Regions from separate parts of the Homo sapiens genome. Here region 1 is linked to region 2. A link is an interaction called in ENCODE POLR2A ChIA-PET data of the cell type or tissue named here. Cell type or tissue: MCF 10A. All regions are shown on one strand. Each heading gives the region's core, and the rest is flanking DNA. Links, peaks and the distances in the headings are about the cores only. Region 1 overlaps LINC02811 (long intergenic non-protein coding RNA 2811). Region 2 holds the start of MACF1 (microtubule actin crosslinking factor 1).

The links. Peaks named below come from ENCODE experiments on the same cell type or tissue, not always from the same donor. Only the 100,000 strongest peaks of a DNase experiment are listed, where the experiment ranks them.
Region 1: POLR2A ChIA-PET joins it to region 2 with 5 read pairs; 3 of 35 experiments call an interaction of 5 or more read pairs at or near these places.

What each region holds. Positions count from the first base shown.
Region 1 is chr1:39,805,321-39,808,234 of GRCh38, reverse strand. All of the region lies in intron 3 of LINC02811 (long intergenic non-protein coding RNA 2811), which reads left to right. It overlaps LOC130932201 (a long non-coding RNA gene), which reads right to left. Exons shown (of 4, transcript NR_186719.1): 3 at 37-233. Among named protein-coding and RNA genes, the nearest start is that of LINC02811, 11 kb to the left of the region's middle. In MCF 10A, for the core only: no CTCF peak of the experiment used is centred there; no DNase peak of the experiment used is centred there.
Region 2 is chr1:39,202,852-39,205,765 of GRCh38, reverse strand. It overlaps MACF1 (microtubule actin crosslinking factor 1), which reads right to left and starts at 1,071. Exons shown (of 101, transcript NM_001394062.1): 1 at 635-1,071. The coding sequence starts at 743. RefSeq lists an enhancer at 706-885. In MCF 10A, for the core only: a CTCF peak has its summit at 1,237; a DNase peak (open chromatin) is centred at 1,095.

The sequences.
Region 1 (2,914 bases), core at 118-2,617, 600 kb before region 2:
TCTCAGACGGGGCGGCCGGGCAGAGACGCTCCTCACCTCCCAGATGGGGTGGCGGTCGGGCAGAGACACTCCTCAGTTCCCAGACGGGGTCACGGCCGGGCAGAGGCGCTCCTCACTTCCCAGACGGGGTGGCGGCCAGGCAGAGGCTGCAATCTCGGCACTTTGGGAGGCCAAGGCAGGCGGCTGGGAGGTGGAGGTTGTAGCTAGCCGAGATCACGCCACTGCACTCCAGCCTGGGCAACATGGAGCACTGAGTGAGCGAGACTCCGTCTGCAATCCCGGCCCCTCGGGAGGCCGAGGCAGGCAGATCACTCGCGGTCAGGAGCTGGAGACCAGCCCGGCCAACACGGTGAAACCCCGTCTCCACCAAAAAATGCAAGAACCAGTCAGGTGTGGCGGCGCGCGCCTGCAATCCCAGGCACTCTGCAGGCTGAGGCAGGAGAATCAGGCAGGGAGGTTGCAGTGAGCCGAGATGGCGGCAGTACAGTCCAGCCTCGGCTTTCACAACTTTGGTGGCATCAGAGGGAGACCGGGGAGAGGGAGAGGGAGAGGGAGAGGGAGACGAGGGAGATGAGGGAGACGAGGGAGACGAGGGACGAGGGAGAGGGGAGAGGGCAGAGGGGAGAGGGGAGAGGGAGAGGCTTTTTAGGTTTTTTTGAGACAGGAACTCACTCTGTCACCCAGGCTTGAGTGCAGTGGCGTGATCTCGGCTTACTGCAACCTCTGCTTCCTGGGCTCAAGCGATCCTCCCATCTCAGCCTCCCAAGTAGCTGGGACTACAGGTGTGCACCACCACGTCCAGCTAATTTTTCTGTATTCTTTGTAGAGACAAGGTTTTACCATGTCTCCCAGGTTGGTCTTGAACTCCTAGGCTCAAGTGATCTGCCTGCCTTGGCCTCCCAAAGTGCTGGGCTTACAAGCATAAGTCACCACGCCCAGCCAATTGGTGTAATTTGAATGGAGTTAATGCATTAGTTTATATGGTTAAATAGTAGTATTTTATCAGTATTAATTTTCTGGTTCTGATTTTGTAAGGGTAATGTAGGAGAGTATAATTTTTTTTGAAATACATACTGAAGTATTAAGAGTAATGGGGCATAATATATACAATTTACTTTCAAATGGGTTGGAAAAATTACATATACTAATATAATATATATTATATATAAGGGATAGATAGAGAGAATAAGGCAAATGAGTAATCTAAGGGAAGAGTGTATGGATGGTCTTAGAACTATTTCAAAACTTCTGCAAGTTTGAAATTATTTCAAACTAAAAAGTTTATAAGAAAGTGAATCAATAAAAAAGATATATTATGCAAATACCAACCAAACAATGCTGTTATAACTATATTAATATCAGAAAAAGTAGACTTTAAGGCAAAAATAATTATTAGAAATAAAGAGAGCTGGGCGCAGTGGCTCACACCTGTAATCCCAGCACTTTGGGAGGCCGAGGCCAGCGGATCATGAGGTCAGGAGATTGAGACCATCCTGGCTAACACAGTGAAACCCCTGTCTCTACTAAAAATACAAAAAAGTTAGCCAGGCGAGGTGGCGGGTGCCTGTAGTCCCAGCTACTCCGGAGGCTGAGGCAGGAGAATGGCATGAACCCGGAAGGCGGAGCCTGCAGTGAGCCGAGATTGCGCCACTGCACTCCAGCCTGGGCGACAGAGCAAGACTCCGTCCCCCTCAAAAAAAAAAAAAAGAAATAAAGAGAGACTGCCGGGCGAGGTGGCTCACGGTTGTAATCCCAGCACTTTGGGAGGCCGAGGCGGGTGGATCACGAGGTCAGCCCAGCCAACACAGTGAAACCCTGTCTCTGCTAAAAATACAAAAATTAGCTGGGTGTGGTGGTGGGCACCTGTAATCCCAGCTACTCAGGAGGCTGAGGCAGAAGAATCGCTTGAACCTGGGAGGTGGAGGTTGCAGTGAGCTGAGATCATGCCACTGCACTCCAGCCTGGGCGACAGAGCTAGACTCCCTCTCAAAAATAAATAAATAAATAAATAAATAAATAAATAAATAAATAAATAGAAACACTTCATTAAAAAAAGTTCAACCCATCAAAAGATGAACTAATTCTAAGCCAAGCATGGTAGCACGTGCTGTAGTTCCAGCTACTCCAGAGGCTGAGGTGGGACGATCCCTTGAGCTCAGAAATAAGACCAAATCAGCCTAGGCAGGGAGACATCATCTCTAAAAAAAGTAAAATTAAAAAAAGATAAAATAACTCTAAACTTAGATTCTCCAACAACATAGCCTCAAAATACTTAAAGCAAAAACTGACAGAACTCAAAAAAGAAATAGACAAATTCAAAACCACAATGGGAATTTTAACATACTTCTCAATAATGGGTCAAAAAATTAGCCAGGTGTGGTGGCACATGCCTGTAGTCCCAGCTGCCCAGGAGGCTGAGGTGGGAGGATTGCTTAAGCTTGGGAAGTCGAGGCTGTGGTGAGTCATGACCACACCACTGCGCTCTAGCTTGGGTGACAGAGCAAGACTCTCAATAAAAAAGAAAGAAGAAAGGAAGGAAGGAAAGAAAGAAAAGGAAAGGAAAGAGGGAAAAAGGGACACAAAAAAAGAAATGTCAGAAATGAAAAGGGAGAAATCACTATAGATCCTACAGATGATGGTAACTCATACATTTCAGGTAGAATTGTAAATGCGTACTAGCATTTAGAAATCAGTTTGGTATTGTTTACTAAAGTTGAAGGTATACATATCCTGTCACCCAAAGTTTTATTCTTAGGTGTACAGCCAAGAGACACATATGCACTTTTGGGAAAAAAAACCCTCAAATATTTATTAATAGTACAATGTATAAGTGAAAAATACTATGCAGCAATGAAAACAAACTACTGTTTTATGCAATAGCATGGATGATGCTCACAAACCTATTATTGAGTAA
Region 2 (2,914 bases), core at 140-2,639:
AAGAGAGGGATTAACTTCCTTGCATTGAACAAGATGATTTGGATACACATAGCCAAACTGTGTAGGAACAGTATCAATGATATCAAAGAGAACACAGACACCCAGTGTTCCAGGATGCCCCTCGGCAAGGACATCGCACGACCCCTTCCACTGACTGACCCTTCCTCCTCTGCCTTTTCTCACCCCAAAACACACCAAGTTAACAGAAACTTCTCCAACCCAAATCTATACCTGGAGGAGGGTAAAAGAGTTACTGTATGTTTTCAGTTAAAAACAAGGTTCCAAGAAACCACTCTGAGATTGAGAAAGAAAGAGCTCAGTTCTCTGAGGAAAGACTAAGTCAGCACAGCAGCCACTTCCCTTCAGTTTTGAGCCCAGTCATCACCTCATCTAACCAGCACTCTCCAGACAGACTCACAGAACAGAAAAGAGCACCACCCCCATCCCAAAGTGGCCCCAGGGCAGACCAGCTTCTTCATTATACTCACACACACACACTCTTAAGTCTGACAGCACCCCAGCTGAAGGACGTACTGGCCCTTTAAGGAAAGCAACTGGGAAGACCTCCATCATTCACCCCACCCTCAAAAGCCCCACAGTAGATTTAAAGAATAACTGGGTACCAGTTAGTTACCTGCTCTACCTCTGGCATGCCTCTTCCAGTATAGAACACCAGCAACTCCAAGAACGTGAGTCAAAATAAAGATGGTTGGTGGTAAATAAGATGAATCTAAGAGGGGCATTTCCAGGCCCGTCCTTTCTCCTCCCTTGAGTTAGCCACAAGCTCAGCGCAGGCCTCTGGATGCCTTTCTCCTGAGGTTACTGTTGTCCTGTACTATCAGCAGAGGCAGAGGCCGGAGCTTAGTGTTGTCAGAAACTTCCTGGCAGCTTCTCCTCCATCTCACTTCTGACTGTTTTTCAGCAGGCGCTAGTAGACTGGGACTAAAACTGTACAGTGTATCTCAGACAAAGCCCAGGAAACAACTGGCCAGCGGGGGAGGGGAAAGGGAAGAAGGAACAAGGAGAGTGAAAAGGAGCGCCTAAGCCAGTGTCAAGCTGACTCAAACCTCTATCTTTGGCATCCTCTGCTCAGCTTAAATAAACAAACCTCAGACCCTTCTACAAGAAGGGAGGGTGTCAGAGGACGTCACACTCTTAACTTTCCATTCCCAGCCTGCCTGCAAGGCCAGACTTCAGGATGTAGCCAGAAGAAAAAAGTCACAGAAGCATTAGGGAACCTCTTGCGGGGAGAAAGCAAAGTACATGAGGATGTATGAGCACCACAAGTACCCTGGAGTTGTCAGAGGGCAAACCCTCCATACCCACAACCCGGGAGGAGAAGCAAGGAGCCTGAACATCAGTCCAGGGAGGATACATACAGAGCAAGCTCCCATGAAGCAGACCTGACATCTAGGTGTGATGAAGATCAGCGAGGAGAGCAAACTGCTCATTTAGGGGGTACTTCTCAAGGGTTAAAAAAATCCGTCTGGCTGGGCGCAGTGGTTCATGGCTGTAATCCCAGCACTTTGGAAGGCACGATATCAGTTCACTGCAACCTCCGCCTCTAGGGTTGAAGCAATTCTCCTGCCTCAGCCTCCTGAGTAGCTGGGATTACAGGTGGATGCCACCGCACCCAGCTAATTTTTATATTTTTAGTAGAGATGGGGTTTCACCATGTTGGCCAAGCTGGTCTCGAACTCCTGACCTCAAGCAATCCTCCCGCCTCTGCCTCCAAAGGTGCTGGGATTACAGGCATGTGCCACTGTGCCCGGCCTTAGACCAGAGGACCCAGCAATCTCACTCCTAGGTATCTATCCAAGAAAAAGAGAAACGTATATCCACACAAAGACCTGTATATGAATGTTTGCAGCAGCATTATTCATAATATAAAAAACTGGAAACAACCCAAATGTCCATCAACTGGTAAATGTATAAACAAATTGTGCATCCATATAATGGACTACCTATTCTGCAATAAAATAGAATAAAACTACTGATACATACGACGACACAGATGATTCTCAAAACTATTATGCTACATAAAAAAAGCCAAACACAAAAGGCTACATACCATATGATTCCATTTATATAACTTTCTAGAAAAGCAAAACTATACAACTAGAAATGGAAGAGGCTGAGAATGAGGGAAGGAAATTGACTAAAAGGATCACAAAATAACTGTAAGAGGATGGAAATGTTCCTTTTGTTGATTGTGGTGGTGGTTCCATGACTGTATACATTTGTCCAAACTCACTAAATCAGGCCAGATGCAGTGGCTCATGCTTGTAATCCCTGCACTTCAGGAGGCTGAGGCAGGAGGATCACTTGAGCCCAGGAGTTCAGGACCAGACTGAGTAACACAGTGGGACCCCATTTCTACAAAAAAATTTTAAAATTTAGCCAGATGAGATGGTATGTGTGTATAGTCCCAGCTACTGGGGAGGCTGAGGTGGGAAGATGGCTTGAGCCCAGGAATCAAGGCTGCAGCAAGCCATGATCATGCCACTGCACTACAGCCTTTTTATTTGAGACAAAGTGAGACCCTGTTTACTTACTTCTAAAGTACCTATTACACTATGATATAGATGAAGATGCTATAGTCTCACAAGCTTTAAAAAATGAAAATTGCTTTATATATCTGTCAAGTTTATTTTTTTCTAATAATAGGGAAGGGTTTTACTTTTTTTTCTATGTGAAATCTTTATTTATTTATTTATTTTCCTTTTGCTTTTTTCTAGAGCTTGTTGAAGCAAAAGGAAAGAGTTTTAGATGTGCATAACCTACTACCCAGAAAAATAATAAAGGGGCCTTGACGGGACCACTAATACAATGGGAACTTTTAAATCTGGCAATAGGATCATCTACAATTTTGTGCTAACCTACATTTCATTCATCAAATATTTACTTCATATTA